Linked DNA regions of Mus musculus: region 1 is linked to region 2. A link is a contact called in ENCODE Hi-C data. All regions are on one chromosome and are shown on one strand. Each heading gives the region's core, a stretch centred on a gene start or an enhancer-like site at or near the end of the contact. The rest is flanking DNA. Distances are from core to core; before and after follow the strand shown.

The links. Hi-C counts contacts between places; a loop is a spot of excess contacts on that map.
Region 1: a map of T-helper 2 cell shows a loop between it and region 2 (5-fold over the local background). The contact joins two enhancer-like sites. A Hi-C loop is called at or near these places in 2 of 37 maps with a recorded cell type or tissue (T-helper 1 cell and T-helper 2 cell).

Annotation. Positions count from the first base shown.
Region 1 is chr8:36,526,143-36,529,532 of GRCm38, reverse strand. No RefSeq gene overlaps it. Among named protein-coding and RNA genes, the nearest start is that of Trmt9b, 70 kb to the right of the region's middle. Within about 2 kb of position 1,277, at least 1 of the 3 ENCODE cell types and tissues checked has a DNase peak (open chromatin) inside an H3K27ac peak, as active enhancers do.
Region 2 is chr8:35,643,994-35,647,342 of GRCm38, reverse strand. All of the region lies in intron 1 of Mfhas1 (malignant fibrous histiocytoma amplified sequence 1), which reads right to left. Among named protein-coding and RNA genes, the nearest start is that of Gm16793, 57 kb to the right of the region's middle. Within about 2 kb of position 1,847, at least 1 of the 3 ENCODE cell types and tissues checked has a DNase peak (open chromatin) inside an H3K27ac peak, as active enhancers do.

The DNA.
Region 1 (3,390 bases), core at 28-2,527, 880 kb before region 2:
TTATGGGGTTTAACATATTTAAGGGGTATGAAATAGTTAGAAAACAATCATATCTTATACTAACATTCAAGTGATTTATAGCCACATATTCTATTTCTCTGAATTTTCTGCTCTCTCCCTTTTAAACTTATATGGAATCTTTTCTTAAATTTTAAGAGCATTTCATAAATGCGTTACATGTTATATATGTATGTATAGTTGTATATACACACAAACACACATGCACACATATGAGGGCATGCACTCACATATAAATACAGCCATCAAAGTATACCCTTGAATTCACAAATGGCGTACCCATATTCCCACAGTCAGACTAGGCAAGTAGGACTCTCCGCAGCCGCAGCCCCATTGCCTGAGGAGATGTACTGCTGACTTTTTCAGTTTGTATTAATTCTGTCAGTGTTTGGCTCTGGTTTCTTCCACTTAAACCATACTTGTGGGATTTACTCTTAATATTAAGTGTGGCAGCGAGTTGTTCCCGCTCTGTTACATTAAACTATCCAAATACACTTCAATTCACTTTCCTGTCTGACCTTTGGTGAATGTCTAGGTAATTTCCATGTATGGGCTATGAGGAAGTGTTAAGAACATGTATGTGTGTGTGCCTTCTGGTATGAGGGTCTTTCCTGCTCTCTATATTTGAATTTATATATATTAGAATCACCCTGTCATGTGGACTGCTAAAAACCCTTAACCCACAGCTCTGTCCTTTTCTGTCACTGCTGTCCTCTTACTTCGAAGGGCCCCTTATGGGGAATTGTGCATGGCTCTCCATCCTGCCTCTCATCTGCAGCCAGCAGTATGTGAAGTATAACTTTTAATTGAGACATTCTTGGCTAGGACCTAATCTCTACAGTGGGTGGATGCAAACATTATCACTCTAAGATACCCAAGCCAGTATTACGTATATTACACGCTTAAATATTTATACATCGTAAACATTGCCTGACCAAGGACAAACAATGGCTATCTAAGCACACACAGGATGTATGAGATAGCCTTTAGCTTTCAGCTTAAGCCTTACATTCCACCTCTGAAATGCTGCAGAACCATCTGCTCAGGAAACGGGGCTTCTCCAGGGAATTCGTGCCTTCAGGGAGTGGAGGGCATTGCTGGGGCAGGCAGGAGGGGACAGGAGTGCTGGATTCTTTTTCTGCAGGCTGATGGGAAATGCCTTCCCTCAGGACCGCTCTCTCAACACTTCCTGGTCCTTAGTGCAGCTTTCCTCCTGCCTCCTGCCTCAGGCTCCGGCTTCCCTCCATTCTCTCTAGTGTTTGCAAACTCTGTGTGCGGCTGGTACTCGGGGTGGATTTGATGGAATAGTGTTGATCCTTGCAGAGGAGGTGGGGGAGGGATAGAAAAGAGCTTCCTCTTGGCTTGGGCTCAGAGTGCAGCGACCACAAGACCCATGTTCTTTCTTCCTGTCAATATTTATGGCTCCTCTGATGCAGGCTACACTCGGGCCTCTCACTGCATTCGATTGCTCTCAAGTAATGTCTTTATTCAGTTGTCTTTGGGTTTAGCCAAGGCCTCCTGGACCTAGTGCAGGATGTGTCCGTCTGTGCCTGTGTGCAGGATGGAGCAGGGAGCTGAGGAAGTGTCCGCCACACAGATAAATATTTGCAGCATTGTGTGTTGGATATGCTTTACGCTTCCTGGAAGGAATAAAAGACATTCTAAACACATTCTAATACCCCCTCCCGCTTGCTAACAGACTGTTGAAACAATGGACCCCAAGAAATTGGAATTTCCCCAGGAATCTCATGCTGGGAGGCGGAAAAAGCTGTAGCCTGGTGCCAACCAGAGGAGGAAGTTGTCCCCTGGAAAGAGATTTCACACAGCACTAACAACTTAAAGGAGAAACTGAAGCCTAGGTAGAGGTGGGTGTGTGGTGGCCAGGACCACACCTGGATGGAGACTGCTTAGTTATGAACATCACTTGCCAGTTGTTTAAGCCCACACCTTGTTATCACCACAAAGGTGTTTTTTAGGGGATGTCACCTGGCCTCTTTGTTCTTCCCCAAATGGCCATGCTGAATAAATCTCCTTTTTTTTTTTTTTCTGCTTTCGTAGTCACTTCTTTGCCTCCTTAATTAGCCCACTGAAGATGAAATGGCCTAGCCTCTAGCCCAAGCTTCCACCCTAACAACATTTTCCCAGGAAAATGTTGGCTGCTCACTGACTACAAAATGTATCAATTGAACAAAACCAACCTTATTTCCATTCCCTGTAGGAAGTGAACTTTACTTCCAATAATGTCTCAAACAACCCCCCCCCTCCCCCGGAAAGAAAGAAAACCAACTTCTAGTATTTATACAACAGGTCCAGGACAAGTGGGTTTAAGGTACATGTTGCAAGGTGGCTTTGGGTGTGGTCTTAGAGTTTCAGATGCTGGGAAAAAAAAAAAAAAAACCAAGACCAAAAAGCAAGGTGGGAAAGAAAGGGTTTATTTGGCTTACATTTCCAGATCATAGTCCATCATTGGAGGCAGTTAGGACAGGAACTCAAGCAAGGGCTAGAACTTAGAGGCAGGAGCTGATGCAGAGACTATGAAGGGGTGCTGCTTACTGGCTTGCTCCCCATGACTTGCTCAGCTTGCTTTCTTAGTGGATGCTCAGCTTGCTTTCTTAGAGAACCCAGGACCACCAGCCTGGGGATGGCACCACCCACAATAGGGTGGGCCCTCCCTCCCCCATTGATCACTAATTGAGAAAATGCCCTACAGCTGGATCTCATAGAGGAATTTGCTCAACTGAAACTCCTTCCTCTCTAACCACTCTAGCTTGTGTCAAATTGACACCAAAACCAGCCAGTACTGTGGTCCATCCACATTTTTTTCTTTCTGTTATAGCTCTGTTGTGTTTGATGCAGTAAATTAGGGTCCTGGAGCTTGTTTTCATGGACAAAGTCTGAGTCTTGATATCTGAGCTCTTCAGCTCATGGTTGCTTTTGCCCTAGGGAACCCAGATTTTCTGGAGCAAGCAGCTATGCAATGTGTGCTCAGCCTGAGTTTTGTTTAACGAAAACATGGGGAATGGTGTTTTGTGGTAGGCTGGACAGAGGAAAGAAGGAACCAGACTGCAGCAGTGAATGGAGGCTGATGGAGCCATAGTAATGGAGGACATTGGTCATGGATACCTATCATGGAAAAGTGGCTAACGCCTTTAATCCCAGAACTCAGATTCTGAGAGGCAGGCGGATTTCTGAGTTCGAGGCCAGTCTGGTCTACAAAATGAGTTCCAGGACAGCCAGGGCTATACTTTCCCTGTCTCAAAAAACAAACAAAACAAAACAAAAATGGCACATGCTTCGTGCACTTTAATGGAGTTTCCATGTCACTAGTCATGTAATAGTGGCTGCTTCCACCATGTGATAAAGCCACACATC
Region 2 (3,349 bases), core at 598-3,097:
AATGACAGAGATGATACCACAATGCGGCCATGCCTAAGGCAAGAGCCTGAGGCACAATGGGGGCAGAGGCCAGGACAAGCCTAGCAACTTAGATGGAGACTGGGTCATCTGTGAGCAGGGGACAGAGATGGACATGGAGAAGGGTCAGTAGAACGGGGGCAGAGGGATGAGATGAGTCAAGGACAGAAGGACCAAAATGAGTCAGGGAGCCAAAGTAAGTCAGGGGACTAAGATAGGGACAAGGTGCTGGGATGGCATTGGGAGACTGAGATAATGACACATTGGATTCAGAGGGTCACAGTGGACTGAAGTGGATCAAGATGGAGATAGAGGACTATGATCGGAACCACAAGATGGGAACAACTGAGTGGCTAAGATGAAGCCAGAGAGTTTGATGGGGATGGGCTTGCAGATGGAGTCAGGGGCCTGAGACAGAGAAAGGGAGACTGACAAGTAAATGAGGATGTGCCCACGACCAAAGAGCAGTGAAGACAGATGCTGGATCTGGGACCAAGCACGTAAGGGAGAGGAGTCCGGGAAGAAGTGTGGAGACACGGGCCAGCCCCCAGTGACAGCTGGGCTTTGCTTCCTCCTCACCAGAACCCTGGTTTCCCACCTCAGATTAGTGTACACTCTCTGACAGACCTCCATAGTTAAATGCAACTTTCACAGAAGGGTACCTTTCTTGATAGCTGTTATTATTTGCAAGTTATTGTGTGGTTCTAATAAATTATGACAAGAAAATTCTTGAGCTCTTGACTTTATGCTGAACATGGTTTGTTTGTTTGTTTGTTTGCTTGCTTGCTTGTTTTTCTAACTTGAGAATCCTGTTGTGGAAGCCTAGGAGGAAAGGGCAGAAGCTGTGCTCTGGAGCTGGTTTTCTAACTCCTCTCTGGCAAACTATGCATCCTGGGGCCTCAGTTGTCAGCTCTAAAAGGAAGAGACTGAACTGGTTTATTTCAAGAGTCATTTAGCTTTAAATAGTCAGTGGTGGCTTAAAATACCATGCAGGGAGATTTGCTACCTAATTTTCTGGGTGGCTCAAGTTCAAATCTGTGCACATTCAGTGTGAAGTAGAGCAACCTCCAACTGGAGCACGCACACACACACACACACACACATCCTTGGCTCTCCTGAGCCACTGATCTGCCACTTCCTTAAGTCTCCATCAGCATCCTTTGCCACTCAGCATCCCAAGAAGGCCAACCTGTGACACTTCAGCAGACCCACAGTGGCTGTGGCCAGGTGAGAAAGAAAAAGAAGAGAAAAAAAAAAAGGAAAAAAATCAGAACACCAGAGATTTTTATCACCTTCCTACAGGAGCTCAACCTCGTGGTGCTCACTGTCGGAGCTGAGTGCTCACACAGAAAGAAGGCAAGCCTCCTCCTCCTCCATCACAGCAAAATACCCCCAGAGGGGAGCAACAGTGGTAAGCCACACCCATCCCCACCAAGAAAAGGTGAAATTTAAGTTTTCATATTAATAAAAGCACTGTCTGTCTGTCTATCTGTTTTTCATTTGTAGCCCAAGCTCGGCAATCTTCTTGCCTTAACCTAGTGAGTGTTGGGAATATAGGTATGAGTTTTTCTATGTGAGCACTGTTCCTTCCCCATTGAGCCAAGTGGGGCCCTCTCAGAGCTCACCACTCCATACTTTTGAGCCAGACCTAAATATTTACATCAGTGCTGCTCTGGTCTGACTCCTGGCCAGGCAGGATGCCCCCTCCTTGCTCCAGCCCCACTTCCTGGGGAAGTAAACAGTAGGCAGGCTAAAGAGGAAGGCTACCTCCTGGAGGAAGCTGACTGTTCAAATTCCACACTCTGTTCATCTTCAGCTACCCTTGCTGGGCATGCAGTCCTGGCTGGCTTCCATCGGTGCACAGGATGCCCCTGAAAAGCCTTCATTAGCCCCAGAGAAGATACCAGTCTCCTTTAATTTAAAATGTGGTTGGCTGTGGCAGGGTCCTCTGGGCTTGCCTGGGGCCCAGCTCAAAGCAGATTGCTGGAATGAGGGTTTGAAGGGCTATAGCATCTTGTAACACACACACACACACACACACACACACACACACACACACACACACACACACACACACACGCTGTACACCTCCATACATAAGCACCTTTCTACACCATTGGGATACAAGTGGAATCCCATCTACTTGGGAAGCTAAGGTGGAAGAATTGAAAGTTTGAGGCCAGCCTGAGCTACACAGTGAGTCCAAGTAGAGCACTTAAGTAGCATGTGTAAAACTTTGGGTTCAAGGGAAGGACAGTAGGTAGGAGACAGAAGATGCTTCCTGGCTCTATGTTATGAGGTGACTCTGGGTGACAGGGACTATGGCTCAGTGGCTGAGGACTTGCCTAACACACTCAAATCCCCAGGTCAGTTCCAGGGTAACTCATACAATGGAGGATCTTGCTCTTATATCTCACTCACTGCAGAGATATGGACCATCTCTAAAAGACAAAGCATCTCTGGTCAGGACAGATTTAACAGTGAGAGCCAGGCAAAGACTCATGGGTACTCAGGAGGGTACCCATGCATTCTGAAGCTAGGTGAAGCTGGTGGGTCAGAGCACAGGGAGATAGGCGAGAGGAACCAGGCACTCAGCATCCAGGCCCTGAAGAAAGGCTGTGCTGGCCTCCCACTGACAGAGCTTGCTTGCTTTCCTGCTCCTAGACCACAGTCAGTATTACGTAGGCTAGACTCCCTGTGAATGTTAGGGAGAGGGACAGAGGAGGCAGGCTGGGTTAATGCTGCCCTGGAGAGCCAGTAAAACTGGGTTAGAGATGCTCTGTGAGCATCCCACTGAGCATCCCATGCTAGGGCATGCCCCATCCTCATGCCTACCCCATCTTCCCAAACAATGCACCACAAAGCAGAAAAGATCATGAAGAACCACTCTCCCTAAAGCAGGGAAGGCTACCAGCCTGAGTTCCAGTGCCTGGCTGTTGTGAAAGTCTGCAGGCTGCAGGGCTTATTGGACGTTTAGTATCTCACTGGGATGAATGCTTTGGCAGGGCTGGATTCCCTAAACCTCTCTTGCTAGTTGGAAACCAGCAACTTCTCTGTCTTTCTGTGTGTCTGGGGAGGCTTCCTCTGTGTTGAGTGTATCCCATTTCTAGTTGTATGAGGAGAACAGCCTTACTGGATGAAGGGTCATCCTAGGATTCATTACTTCCTCAAAGATACCCTTCCCCAAATGCAATCACCACAGTCTTCAGAACTGGGGCCACATCTTCAACATTTGGAGGGAACACATAGATTAAGGGGCCATTCGAGCTACTGGCATTCTCTGGCAGAAGAAACTGAGTCTTCCCTCTTCCTGGACGCTAGGATTGTGTGC